Regions from separate parts of the Homo sapiens genome. Here region 2 is linked to region 1. Evidence: chromatin contacts called from ENCODE Hi-C or POLR2A ChIA-PET data. All regions are on one chromosome and are shown on one strand. The core of a region is the stretch at or near the end of the contact, and the rest is flanking DNA. Distances in the headings are between cores, read along the strand shown. Region 1 holds the start of SYT7 (synaptotagmin 7). Region 2 holds the start of DAGLA (diacylglycerol lipase alpha).

Region 1 (7,068 bases), core at 1,232-3,731:
TCTCACCAGCTCCCCAGGGTGCTGGCTCCGGGGCCTTTAGCTCCCTGGGTCAGTTCCTTCTCTTCTAGAGGCCTTGCCTTCATCACCTGACACTTGCAAGGGGCAGCCTGGGGCATCTCTCAGATGTCCTCTCTGTCAACTCTGAAAAACTTTAGATGCTTAGTAAAGACCTGTTGAGTGGTGGTGATGAGGAATTCTGCTCTCCCTCTCTGGACTTTCAGATTGATGGGTGGAGGGATCTGGAGTGGGGAGATTCCTCAGCAGGGAACCTGTCTGTGTGCCCATCTGTTGTGGGAGGGTGAGGGGTGCCCTATTTGCTCTTTTTTTTTTTGAGACCGGGCTCACTCTGTTGCCCGGGTTGGAGGGCAGTGGTGCAATCATGGCTCACTGCAGCCTCAAACTACTGGGTTTAAGCCATCCTCCCGTCGCAGCCTCCCGAGTAGCTGAGACCCCAGGGGCGCACCACTACACTGGGCTAATTTTTTTTTTCTTTGTAGATATGGGGTCTCACCATGTTGCTCAGGCTGGTCTCAACTCCTGGGCTCAAGTGATCTTCCCGCCCCGTCATCCCAAAGTGCTGGGCTTACAGGTGTGAGCTACCATACCCAGCCCCTGTTTACTCTTTACTAGGGTAATGAGAGAGGCAGCTGGGGTGGGTGGGGGAATGAGCCAAGGTTGCAGACCTTGCAGTCCCAGCCTGTTGGCTTAGCTTTCTGGGGTTTGCCAGGTCCCAAAGCAGAGTGTAGATAACTCCTGGGTTCTTGGCTGTACTTGGGTGAGTGGGGGGAAGACAGCTGTGAGGTGTATGGAATAGGATGGCCCTTCCCCAGAGGGTGAGGGCTGAGATTTCTGGCCACTGAGGAATTGTGGCCTTAACCTACGATGCCTTTTTTCCTTCCATTTTTATGTAGAACATTCATTCCCAGGAAATCTGCTCTCCACTGGAACAGTCTTCATGGAGGTTTGCTGGGGGAACTTCCTTATCTTTTTCTCAACCGGAAAAGCTGTAGGTGGAGGTGAATGTGTATGTGTGTATGTGTGTGTGTGGTGGTTGTTGGGGATAGCCTCCATGTGATTTCAAGGGGATGGGGTCTGTTTGTGTGTGTGTCGGGGAGACTTGAGATAGAGGGTTGTTCCTGGCTGCCTTCCACACTGTGGGCAGGTGGAGGTGTGGCTGGGCATGAGTAGTGCAGTATAAAGCCAGCAAAAGTGGATTTCTCAGGGTGGAAATAATAATCCTTGACTCTAGGAAGCCTGGCTCACCTGCAAACTGCATTCTCAGCACAGGGGAGGGCAGGATGCTGCCACAGACCCAGGGATTTTGCCCTCTTACCTGACCCATCAGTGAAGGGTAGGGGCAGCACCTGTATTGTGGGGAGCGTCAGTGTATGTGTCTCTTTGTGTGGGCAGCATGTCTGTGTGGGTGTGTGTGTGGGGGGCATCATGTCTGTGTGTGTGTGTGTGTGTGTGTATGTAGGTGATTACGTGTGTAGGTGTGTGCAGGGAGGTCTCTGTGCCTACCATACCACTAATGGTTCATTTCTGGGTTTTTCTTATCCTTAGGAGACAGGTCTCTTCTCCTCCCTGCCCCAGAATCAAATCATCCAAATTCTGTAGAGAAATGAGTGTTCACCTGATTTAGACTGTGCTGAGCCGGCAGAGAGGCAGAGGGGACCAAGAGAGGTCCAGGGTTGGAAGGAGAAGGAGGGATTTCCTTCCTACCCTCCGAAGTGCTAGGGTCAAGGAATAGAGGGGAGGATCAGAGGAGGAGCTGCTGCTATAGAGGGATAGCCAGAGGCTGAAAAGTCTATTTTCTTCTTTCGTGGGGCTGGGTTAGGTGAGGAGGGTCACTAGGCCAAACCTCCTACCGAGGGCAGGGATCTTAGCCCTTTCGGCTCCACCTGTGTGCGAGCTTGCAGAAAGACCGGACTGGCGGACCCAGGCTCAGCGCTGCCAAAAATTCCACTCCTGGTTTTTGCACACACCAGTCCGTCTGCCCCGGACCGCCGCGGTGTTGAGTCCGGAGCTGACGCCCTCGAGCCGCCAGCAAGCGGAAAACCCGGAGTGGATCTCCACGCCTTTTGGATCGGAGCCAAAGGGCACCTCGGAGGAGGTGGCCGGCTCTGCGGCCCTGCCCGGTGCCAGGCCGCGGCCATCGGGGGAGCACGGGCTGGGGGTGGGTCGCGCAGCGGAGCCGGATCCCCTGGCCGGACGAGCCCGGCCGTGGGGCTCGGCGGCCCTCCCCGCGGGGACTGCGAGGCGGGCGGGGCGCGGGGCGGCGGCCGTGCCCTCGGGGCGGCTTCGGGCGGCGGCGGGCGCGGGTGCAGTGCGGCGCGCGGCCGGCAGCGGGCGCAGGCGGTGGCTGTGGCCGCGGCGTTCGGCGGCTGGCGGGCGGCGCCGGCGGTGCCCCGGGCGCGCTCACACACGCGCTCACACACACACATACACACGGCCTCGTACACACACACACGCTCCGGCGCGCACACGCGGCGCGCAGGCCGGAGGGAGGCGGCTCGGCGCTGTTCGGCGGCGGCGGCAGCGTGCTCCGCGGGCGGGCGGGAGGGCTGGCGGGCGGCCCCCGCTCCCCGGCTCCGCGGCTAGGTGCAGCCCGCTCGGCCCCCGCCCTCGGACCCGCCCCCGGGGGTCGCCCGGCCCCATGCCCAGCGGCGGCGGCGGAGCAGCGCGCGGCCGCGGGCGGCTCTGAGGAGCCCGGAGGGAACCGGCGACGAGGGGACCATGTACCGGGACCCGGAGGCGGCCAGCCCAGGTAAGCGCGGCCCCGGCGGGCTGGGGCGCCCCGCACCGGCGGGCAGGACAGCGGCAGCGCCGGACGCCGTCTCGGAGCCCCAGCCTGGGGCTGTTGTCCGCCCGGAGCCGCACGGGCTCCCCCAGGGGTCATCCCAGCCCCGGGGGCGCGGGATCGAGCGGCAGCGGCTCGGACCCCGGTCCCCCGCAGTCTGGACACTGCCAGGCTGGATGTCTGGGACCGGCTTCGCAGTGTCCCCACAAGGACCTCTCCCCCACCCCTCAACAGCCCAAGGACAACGTGTGTGGCGGAGCGAGGAGCCGCTGCCCCTGTGGGAGCCGGGCAGTGCCCTCAGAGGCACCCGAGGCTCCCCAGCACCGGTGCCCCGGGGGTGCCAGCGCTGGCGGACCCCAGGGCGAGGATCCCGGCAGCTCTTGGCCAAGGTTGCGGGCACAGGGGAGCGGAGTGGCATCGCAGTGCCAACTGTGAATTGAGAGGGTGCCAGGGGGCAAGTGGGAATCTGGTGCGGCAGCTGGGCAGGGAGGTTCTGGGGGGTGGGGAACTGCAGGGGCGTTGATGGGTGAGACGGGGGTGCCTGAAGGGAAAGAGAGCAGGGGCTCATGAGAATGGGGGTGCCAAGAGAATGTTCTCCTAGGTTTGGGGAGGGGGAAGCAAACAACCCCAAACTCTCTCCCGTCCTGGGGTGGGGGAGGGCCGAACTCCTTTGCCTTCTGCTTCGCCCGCCAGGGGAGTGGCCTGGGAGCCCACTGTCTGCTTGGTATCCTCTAAGCCAAAGCCGAAGAATCTTCCCGTCTTCCTCGGAAATTGCTCTGCCATTTCCTCCTTGGCTCCTGATGCCTCCTCACCCAGTGCCCACCTGTAGGCAGGTCCCCTGCAGCTCCTGCCCAGGCTCCATCCCCGCTCCCACCTGGGGTGCTCCACCCAGTCCCAGCACCCCCAGTCTGCCAGTTCTGGCATCAGGGTCTGTTTCTGGGCTTCTCTCTGATGCTAAAAGCACGACTCCCCAGCCCAGGATGTGCTCCCAAACGAAGAGCCTCCAGGCTCCCTCCTGCCAGCCTCCTGGGGGCGGCGGTGCTGTAGGGAAGGAAGGGCTCTAAGACCCTGCACAGAAGGAGCCTGCAGCCCTGAGGCTCCTGAAGGCAGTCCAGTGGGTGCTGGCTTTGCCCACTGTTGCCCTAGCCCCACATTTGCTCTTTCCCCTCTAGGGGCAGCCTCAGCCTGTCCCTGCCTCCTGAGGAATCGGCTCCCACCCCCCATCGATTCTTTTCAGTCCAGTCGATATTGAGGACGACCCACTGGGCGCCAGGCACTGCCCTCACTCAGCACTTGGATATGAGGGTGAGAGATTCAGTCTCCTTCTCTGGAACCTTGCGCCCTTCTCTGAATGTCCTCTAGGTGAGGGCTGAAGGGGCATTGCCTGTGGAGAGCCCTCCCCTCATCTGTCTGGACCTAGGTCACCTACCCTGGCATCTTCGTCGAAGAGGCCGCCGGCTTCCAGCCCATGGCCCGTGGCAGGAGTATTCTCTTGCTCTGCTCACCTTCTTAGAAGCCAGTAGCTTAGTTCAGAAGCCAGCTCTGGGGTATGAGGATGGAAGGTAGGGAAGAAATAAGGACACTATCCATCCCCTCGCCCACCAGGCTGGCAGCCTCCCCTCTGGCCTGTTAGGCCACTGGCCTGGGGCTGTGCCCTCTCCCCTCTCCCTCCCTCCTCTTTCCTCCCATGCCTGGGCACCATGACATCACCACTCCTCCAAGCACCTCTGCCCTCACCACGGAGGCCAGCTTGACGTGCTTGGCATCTTCTAGGCAAAGGGTCTGGAGTCCAGTACCATCCCTGGTGTGCTGGCAGCCCTCAACTCTTCCCTCACCCCCTCCTTGAATGGGCCTCTCTGGCTGCAGTTGGGACCTGTCTTGCCCACCCCAGTTGCAGCTGCGGGACCCACCAGTGCCTGTGGTAGGGCAGCTGTGACTGGGAAAGGGGCTGGCCTGAGGCTGACTCCTCTCCGGTGTGGGCATTGGGCTGGGTGGGGTCAGACATAGGCTGGAGAGGGCACAGTCTGCCTTTGAGCCTAGTCATCTGGGGTCCTTGAGGAGTCAAAGATCTCATTCTGGCCTCTGCCCTCTGGCATCCCTGCCCACCTTTGTAGGCTCTATAGTTCCAGGTCAGATTTCCCTTCCCCCCAGCTCCCCCAAGGCTCCCTAGACTCAGCTCCCCAAGCCAGGGCTCTGTGTCCCCCATTTCTGCCTCCCCATCTCCCCTTGGCTGGTACTGGTTGGTACTGAGATATGCAAATTGATTTATGTGTAACTCAGGCCACCCCTCCCCTCCCCTCTGGTCTCCCAGGGGCCAGTGCCTTTTATATCCTGATCCTCTCATCCCACTCTCAGGAACACCTGCGGCCCAATCCTTAAAAAAAAAAAAATCTGTCCTCTCCTGCTCCCCTTTGCCTCATGCTGGTTCCAGAAGATCCCTGTGGTACTCCCTCCCTCATCCCACTTACTATGCAGGTCCCTAAGGGCTCAGCTACTGTGAGGACCTTACCTGACAGGTGTGGTTCTCTCCCTACTTGGGCCTCAGGCCCCCAGGCCCTTGGTTCCCTGATCTATTGTGAATGAAGAAAAGGACTGTGGGAAATAATCGGAGTCCAGTGAAGAACCCAGACCAGCCCCCTCCCATGCACACCCAGGCTCCAGCTCCACACTCTGTCCAGCCTCCCTAGACCAGACCTGCAGCCTCCCTTCTGCCCCCTCCCAGACTTCACGGCCTCTTCCTGCCCTCAGCCTTCACCCTCTGGTTCATCCTGAAGTCCCTGTTTCTCTCGGACTGCTTGTCCCCAGGCCAGGCAGGCCCCAGCAGGCCTGCAGGGGTCAGCGTTGCAGTGGGCAGGCAGGACAGCGGCAGGAAAAGAGAGAGGGAGGGAGAGGTGACCTTGCAGTGAGCTGGTAAGCAAGGCCAGAGAGGGAACCACTGGGACAGAGGTTAGGTCCTGAAGGCTGCCTGCCCTGCCCCCAGCCCTCTGTGAGCTTGTCCCTGGGAGTAGTAGTGCTTGAAGCCTTCTTTTGTCCCACCTGTTAGTGGGCTCTGTTCCCTACAGACACTCCACTAGGCAGGTCGTGACTTGGGAGCATGCAGGGCAGGGGGCCTTGGCACAGCGGGCCTCTTCTCTCAAGGTGAAGGATCCACTAGATTGTCCAGGCCAACCCTCCAGTCACTGGGCACAAGTTAGGGGAAGAGGCTGATGGCGGGTGAGGGAGGTGCAGAAGTTAGGGGTGTGGCTGAAAGGGCAGATCAAGGGTATGCCCTGAGGAACACCTGGGTTAGAGGCCAGGGCTGGAGTGTGGGAAGGTCCAAGGAGGCCTGACTGTGTCCACCCATTTCACCAACAACCTCTCTCCTCCCACCTACCTCCCCAAAGCCTGCCCCATCGGCACATGCCCGGGCCTCCCTGGCCTGCATCCTGGGCTTGAGTTAGAGTCCGGACTGAAGATCGAATGATCTCCCCACAGGCCAGGACACAGTGGAGGACCTGAGGCTGGGCAAGTCTAAAACCCAGAGGGGGTGAGGATGATTTCAATGGGGCATGGGCCAGGGTAGCCAGTGCCCCCAAGCTGTTGTGTTACCATGGAGACAGGCCCCCTCCAGGGCCCTGGTTCACACTGTTCTGTGGCCTTGCAGGGAAGCTTGATCAACAAGCTGCCCGCTTGAGGGCTGGGGCATAGTGGGGAGGGAGATAGCCCCAAAGCCCCTCCTCATACTGGGGAGGGGGTTAGAGCAGGCCGGATTGAGGTGGGAACGTACAGGCCAGTAGGTGACAGGTAAGGGGACAGCTGGAAGGCAGGTCAATAGGTGGGTGCTGGGTGAGCAAAGACAGGCCCTGGGCAGCTGGGTTCTGCTCCTGGCTGACCCCAAGCTCAGGCTTAAGGGGCATTGAGGGCAACATGGAGTGCCAGTGGGGGCTGTCTCCTTGTTACACCCTCTAGCCCGGCCATTGCAGGATGTTGTGTGGAACAGGCAGAGGAGCCGTATATGGTTCCCTCCCCCTCCTGCCCCTCCTGAGTCCCCCCATCCTACTCCCCACCCACCCCCTATTCTCTCACGGACTTTGAATCCTTATTGAATCTGATGGACCGTTTTCGTTTTCAATAACTGGTTCCCCCAGGGGAGTGAGGCCAAGAACAGAAGAACAGCAGGGAGAAGAGCTGGGAGGGGTCACGTGGGGGCGGGAGGCCCAGTCCGGAGCTGATGACCCCCAGCTGGAGAATGAGTTGGCTTGATGGCTCCTCAGAGCACTGTGGCATCA
Region 2 (7,068 bases), core at 1,183-3,682, 99 kb before region 1:
GCAGAACCATCCAGACCTGAGCCACATCGATCTGTGGATGCTCTGACCCACTTCATTTCCTTCAGGCCACAGCCCAAAAGACGCTGATGTGACTGCTCCCCACCCCCGTTCTCAGAACCCAGAGCCAAAGGAAATTCTCCAGAGAAAACACACACACTTCCCAAGTCTTCCTCCCACACAGGTACCCTAGATCTGTCAGCCACAGACACCTCCCAGACCTACCCTGGCAATGAGGCACGTCTGCTGCCCAAGCAAAGTGCTTCCTCCTGCTTGGGCCACTCCTGCAGGACTTCACAGCTGCCGGGGCCATGCTCAGGACTGTCCTCTGGAGACCGGGGGCCTGGTTCCAGCTCAGCAGCTGACTCACAGTGTCAACAGATCCCACTTGCCCCCACCGGGAGCATGTGCGCTCAGGGCCTCTAATTCCCTATGACAGGCCCTCAACCTTCCGGCTCCCTTCCTCCCAATCACATCCCGTGCCACCATTTCCTATGGCTCCTGCCTCCAGCCCTGGTCTCTTTACTTGATGAGACTCTCTGACCTTTGTACAGTCTTTCGCTGTTTGCAAAGTGTTTCCACGTGCACCATTTCCTTTCATTCTTTACTACCAGACCACCATGTGACATGCCTTGATTGGTGAAGTCACCTGCTGAAGGTCACACAGCCAACACTGGAATTAAAGTGATATGGCTCCAAAGGCATCGGACAGTGCTCCGGTTATAGGGAACTCATCAGCATCTCCAAGCACCCACCTTGGCAATTTGGCGACCACCTGCCACCCTACCCTCAACATCATCTTTTTGGACTCATAAGTGCCTTCCCCAGCACAAGCTCAACCCTGTGATTCTTCTACCACTGATCCCACTCCCCCAAGAGATCCACAAAGAACTGAAGATTTCCCCTACACTGTAAGACTTCTCTAGGAGGAGCTGCAAATTGCTTCTCTGTAAAGTAAGGCACTAGGTGATGCTGAGTGAGACCTTCACCCAAAGCTTCCCAAAGGACTGGTGAGAGCAAACACAATCTCAGCGCAGATGGAGGGGTTTTAACATAGGAGCTAAGCAGAGAGGACAGACAGAGCCCTTGGAAAGGAATTTAAGCCTGGGGGTGGGAGTCCCGGTGGCCCCAGCAGATTCCCAGTGGCTGCAGAATCATCTTTCAAGCATACCCCAATCGATCCAATCCTCTGGACCCAAAGGCTCCCCAGCATCAAAGAAGAGAGGCAACTCCCAGATACCCTGGAGTGAACCCATCAACCCAGGGAGAAGGCAGGACCCCGTGACTACAGATAGATGGTGCGCCATACCACTCCCTCACTCGCTGACCCGGGTTACCTCTTGGTCCTGCTTGCTTCTCAGGACATATTCTGGGACACCGATCACCACTGAAAATCATCCACCCCTCCCTTCATTCCCAAAGCTAGATGAAAAGCTAGATGAATGGTTCTCTCTACCTTAGCCCAGGACAACGGTAGTGCCTGGAAGGTCTCTATCTGGGTTACCATCAGGGCCCTTGTGGTAGAAGCTTCTCCTGGCATCTCTTGTTTATGCCCATTATAAAGGACACCAACCTTCTCCCAGCCTTCTGCCCTCCTCAGTCCAGTGTACCCAACAGGCATTAAAACTGGACCCCCATGACAGAGGCAGTGTCCCCTTCATCGCCCGTGAGGAAGGATGGGCATTTACCCTTCCCATTCATCAGGATGGGAGGGCCACGGACTCCCCCCGCGGCAGTGCCGGGTAGCCCCCCGCACCACACCGTGCCAAGGCCCTTTCTCACAGTCATGCCAGGAACTCTAGCCATGCTGAGAACACCAATTCTTCAAGCCCCCAGTGCTATCACCCCAGATCATGTCAAGCCCAAGGCCAGAACCATCCCAACACCCAAGCAATGGCAGCACTTCCTCACACCCATGCTAGCGGCACCACCATGCCGGCACGAGCTGGCCACCTATCCCATAACCAGTCCGAAGGCCGTGCCCATCACCTACCTGTGCAGACAGCTGCACCACCTCACACCTGCGTGGCCACCACCGCACCAAGGTGGAGGCGAGTCTTCTGAGACCCGTTCCAGGAAAACCACGCCGCCTGTGCCGGACCCACGTTGCCCACGCCCGTGCCACGCGTGTCACCATCCCCACGCTGGTGCCAGGGGCTCCACAGACCTCACACCTGCCACGGGCGCGCGTGGCAGCTGCAACTCCGCCCGCCGACCCGTCGGGCCGGCCACCGCGCGCCCTGGACACTGCCCAGCCCGCCGCGCCGCTCGCACCGCGCCCGCGCCCAGGACCGGCCCGCCGCGCCGGAGGCCCCCCTTACCTCCCGCCCGCCGCAGGGCTCGGCCCGCCGCCGCGACCGCCACCTCCATCCTGGGCTCCCCAAGGCCCCGATTCACTAACGCCGCTTCCGCAGGGCGCCGGCGCCGGCGCGAAGGCCGCCTCCGCCCCCCGGGGGACGCTGCGTCCTTTACGTAAACCCCTCTCCGCCGCCAGCGGTGACCATGGCGACGGTCGTGGGGAGGCAGCGCCCCCTGGCGCCAGGGAGGGGAGCGGCGTCGAGGCCAGGGAGAGCCGAGTCTTCCGCGGGCGCCGGCCCTGCGCGTGGGGGCGGTGGGCGCCTGGCTCAGGCTCGGCTGGGGTCCCGTGGGCGGCCGGGAGGGGCTGGACTGGCCGCGATGCGTGCGGGGAAGGGAGCCGCCTGGGTGCCTGCCCCTCCTTTAGGTCCCTCGTGACCAGTTTTAGCGTGGGAGAGGGAAAAAAGGAAGTAGGATCACTGGAGAACTGGTTCATTTGTGGGGAGGAGAGAGACGGGTCCCACCTCCTCGGGGTGACTGAACTCTGCTTGAGAAGTCAGAGCATGGCTAGAGTTCCTGGCGTGACTGTGAGAAAGGGCCTTGGCACGGTGTGGTGCAGGGGTCTACCCGGCACTGCCGTGGGGGGAGTCCGTGGCCCTCCCATCCTGATGAATGGGAAGGGTAAATGCCCATCCTTCCCCACGGGCGACAGAGCCCGTGGGTACCCTGGGTACCCCCTCCTCCCTACCACCCCCCCACCCCCCACCCCTACCCCCGTTCCCAGTGCCCAGCATCGTGCCTGGTCTCCAAAGGGGTTTACTTGGTCAATTTTGAATTTCTGGTAAATGAAGAAAACCGCCCCTCCTGTTCCCCTTCACGCCCTTTCATTCACCGTAAGTCGCTTACACCTCCCTGGGAGCACTGTGCTGAACTGGGGGAGTGGAGCACAGAGAGGAGCAGAAGGCGGGCCCTGACTTCAAGGAGCTCATTCTGCTGGGGAGGAGACGCAGATGGAGGGGGTTTTAACACAGAAGCTAAGCCGAGAGGACAGACAGAGCCCTTGGAAAGGAATTTAAGCCTGGGGATGGGAGTCCAGTCTGCAGGTCGGGATGACTCAGCTGGGTCCCAAAGATCCAGTAAAGATTCATCAGAGACAAAAAGGGGAAGAACGTTTTCTTTCAGGCAAGAGAAGTGCCTCTAAAATGTTTCCTAGGCCCTGTTGCCACCCCCAAAATCACAGTGATCGCGCAGTTCAGTAGAAGTGGGAGCCATAGGTGAACAAGGAGGTGTGGGTAGTGGGGTGCCCGGCTTGAGCAGAAGCCTCGGTCTGAAAATTACGTGGACATTTGGGTTGGAAATGAGACTGTGAGGCCAGGACTGCCTTTTATTGAAGCAGATGGAGCCACTTCTGGAAGGAGTTCTGTGTTACCTGTGATTATTTAGAAAGCAAACTCACGTAGGTAACAAGGAAAATGAGGAGTGGGCGCATATACCCAGTGGGGCACCTCAGGGGATTCAAGGAGGAGTTGAATTCCTCAAGGCTCAGGAAGGGCAGAGATCAGGGGAGGCTTTAAGGGACAACTGTAGCAGTATCAGTTTAGGGATCTTCTTTCTAGATCATTGCCATTAATCAGAATCAAAACTGCCAGATTGGATGTCTCTTGGTTCAAAGTTCCCGATTCCCAGAAAAAAAGAATCTTATTAGTCCAGATCAGGCCACGGTCAATCAGCTATGGCCAGGGCAGAAAGTGCTTTGTGATACAAACATGTCAGTCCACTTTTCCCCGTTGAGAGACACTCCCAGAGGAGGAGAATCATGACCTGAACAGCCAGTCCAAAGACTGTCGGCCAGGGGCGGTGGCTCATGCCTGTAATCCCAGCACTTTGGGAGGCAGAGGCAGGTGGATCACCTGAGGTCAGGAGTTCGAGACCAGTCTGGCCAACATGGTGAAACCCTATCTCTACCAAAGTACAAAAATTAGCCTGGCATGATGGCAGGTGCCTGTAATCCCAGCTACTCGGGAGGCTGAGGCGGAAGAATCACTTGAACGTGGGAGGCAGAGGTTGCAGTGAGCCGAGATCGTGCCATTGCACTCTAGCCTGGGCAAGAGAGCCAGACTCCATCTCAAAAAAAAAAAAAAAAAAAGGCTGTCTACTACGGATCCATCCCTTAGCTGTCCCATGTACACAAACTCACATGTGTCCATGTGCACACATGTGTCCCGACACACGCCAGTCCTTCTTCCCATTCCTCCAAAGTTGTCTTCACCAGACAAGTACCAACAGTCACCTTCACACTTGATGTCATGAGGCTACTATTATTTCAAGATCTTCAAGGTGATTGATCCCATCTGGTCATTTAACTGAATTAAAGGGTTACTTTTACCATCACCAAATCCTTTGAACTCTTGCTACTCAGAGTGAGACATTGGCACCACCCAGAAGCTTAACGGGAATGCATAATCTCAGGCCCAAGAATCTCAGGTTGGCAACAAGATTCCCAGGTGATTTGAATGCACATGAAAGGCTGAGAAACACCACTATTATAAATGTTAGGTGACCGGGTGCGGTGGCTCACACCTGTAATCCCAGCACTTTGGGAGGCTGAGGCGGGTGGATCACCTGAGGTCAGGAGTTCAAGACCAGCCTGACCAACATGGTGAAACCCCATCTCTACTAAAAATACAAAAATCAGCTGGGCATGGTGATGGGCACCTGTAATCCCAGCTATTCGGGAGGCTGAGGCAGGAGAGTTGCTTGAACCCGGGAGGTGGAGGTTGCAGTGAGCCGAGATCCCGCTACTGCACTCCAGCCTGGGCAACAGAGTGAGACTCCGTCTCAAAAAAAAAAAAAAAAAAATAGGCCCAGCGTGGTGGCTCACGCCTGTAATCCCAGCACTTTGGGAGGCCGAGGCAAGCAGATCACAAGGTCAGGAGTTCAAGGCCAGCCTGACCAACATGGTGAAACCCCGTCTCTACTAAAAATATAAAAATTAGCTGGGTATGGTGGCGCGCGCCTATAATCCAAGCTACTCAGGAGGCTGAGGCAGGAGAAGCGCTTGAACCTGGAATGCGGAGGTTGCAGTGAGCCGAGATCACGCCACTACACTCCAGCGACAGAGCAAGACTCCCTCTCAAAAAAATACATACACACATAAATGTTAGGTGAAAGGAAAAGGAAAGATAACAAAAACATTTTCAAATTGTGATTCATATTTTCTTAAAGGGGGAAATGGTCAACTATTTAATCTTCAACAACTCTAGTAACAAGCAAGGAAAGACAGGGAGGGACTGCAGTCTTTATTTTTGCAATTGGTCACAAACTCCTAGAAGGTACTAGCGAATTCCATCCTCTAACGCCTTATTTCTGTGTTCTGCAGGTCTCCTGCCCGATTCTTATTCAGTCAGGATTCTTTGCCTGACAGACTGACCTAAGCCTTCTTCTTGAGGGCTGAGCCATGGCTGTAAGGCATCTCAGCAGGCTTCCAGCAACATCGACCACTGGGTACAATGATGTAAGAGGTCCTTCACGGGGGTGTGGGTTCTACCCATGGTGTGTGTGTGTGTGTCTGCGTGTGTCAAAGATCCCCAGATGGCCAGTCCCAGTTTCCAGTGGAACCACAATGGTGCCTCCTGATGGATTTGCTCCTCCCTTCCATTCTAAAACCACCAGACACACAATCAAAACCCAGAGCCGCCTGCACAGGAAACAGGCATTTTGATGAGAGAGAGGGGCACCCTCATCACTTCTATTTCTAGTTCCAAGACGCTTTGGAAGAAACATATCAGAAAGGGTGGCTGTTCCAGAGCACACACTCCCCACAGACCTGACCTGGTCCAGCTACCAGAGGTGCATCCTCTCCACGCCAAAGCCATGCCTGGCCTTCTCTCTGAGCACCTTCAGGCCCAGTTCTGACAGCATTTGGCCAGGTGTCTTTGGAGATAGTCACCAGCACTGTGAGCAGACAGGAGCTGGGGAGGAGGACAAGAGCGAGGGCACCAGAACAGACAAGTCGTAGACTGGTCCCAGTCCAGCTGTCAGGCTGTGCTCCCTCCGCTCTGTGCCAAGTTCCCACTCTGGCCTCAGTTTCCTTCTGAGTCCCAGTGGGGATAATAACATGACTCTTCCTCCTGCGGGGCTGTGCAGATTAACTAATTAATGAGTGTGACAGCGTCTGCATCCACAAAGGGGCTGATTAAATGCTGAGTGTTGTTATTAGTAGCTGTGGCAGTTGTGTGACAGGCAGTTGGCTGGAGACAGATCTGCCCCCTGCCTCCTCCCCATGGAGGACCCAGATGGAAGGGTCCTCCATCTGCCCCATGCTCCGCAAGCCGAACATCTTGCAAGACAAAGCCAGGATGATTTTTAGCACCCCAAAGACAGCATAGAACTTTTGCGCATTTCCCCTGTGCTGGAATGTGAGTCACAGCCGAGCTTCATAGTGTAATCTATCTCCGACAGCTGGCACAGCTGTACCCTGCCCCAACTCAGCTCCCAGCAGCTGCAGGATGGGATGGCTTGGTCAGTAACTGCAGTAGGGTAGAGCTGCCTGCAGAAAGACAACTGCAGAATTCCTAAGCTGAGCACCATCCCCTGACTGTATTGCCCTGTGGAGGCAGGGATTGAGTGACCACCTTTCCTCACTGCCTGAGATAGTGGGAGCCAATATGACACCTTGGCTAAGCAGTCAGGGGAATTCAAAGCATGCAGGGTTTTAAAGTATAAAGTATCTGCTCATGGCCGAGGGAGATATAGTGACTATATTTTAGCTTGGCT

The links. A loop is a pair of places that touch in the nucleus more often than their neighbours do. ChIA-PET counts read pairs that join two places held with the same protein, here RNA polymerase II (POLR2A). Pooled maps may share reads with other maps.
Region 2: a loop to region 1 is called in a map of endothelial cell of umbilical vein, with 2.8 times the contacts of the local background. The contact joins the promoter of DAGLA here to the promoter of SYT7 in region 1. A Hi-C loop is called at or near these places in 4 of 168 maps with a recorded cell type or tissue (CD4-positive, alpha-beta T cell, CD8-positive, alpha-beta T cell, endothelial cell of umbilical vein and 1 more) and 9 of 50 pooled maps. POLR2A ChIA-PET finds 5 or more read pairs at or near these places in 1 of 52 experiments (WTC11).

Annotation. Positions count from the first base shown.
Region 1 is chr11:61,576,489-61,583,556 of GRCh38, reverse strand. It overlaps SYT7 (synaptotagmin 7), which reads left to right and starts at 2,481. Exons shown (of 13, transcript NM_001365809.2): 1 at 2,481-2,767. The coding sequence starts at 2,737. It overlaps LOC105369331 (a long non-coding RNA gene), which reads left to right. Exons shown (of 5, transcript XR_950166.3): 4 at 912-961; 5 at 1,564-2,151. RefSeq lists silencers at 2,031-2,190, 2,201-2,350, 2,371-2,460.
Region 2 is chr11:61,675,755-61,682,822 of GRCh38, reverse strand. DAGLA (diacylglycerol lipase alpha) reads right to left here and starts at 2,432. Exons shown (of 20, transcript NM_006133.3): 1 at 2,319-2,432. RefSeq lists an enhancer at 1-235.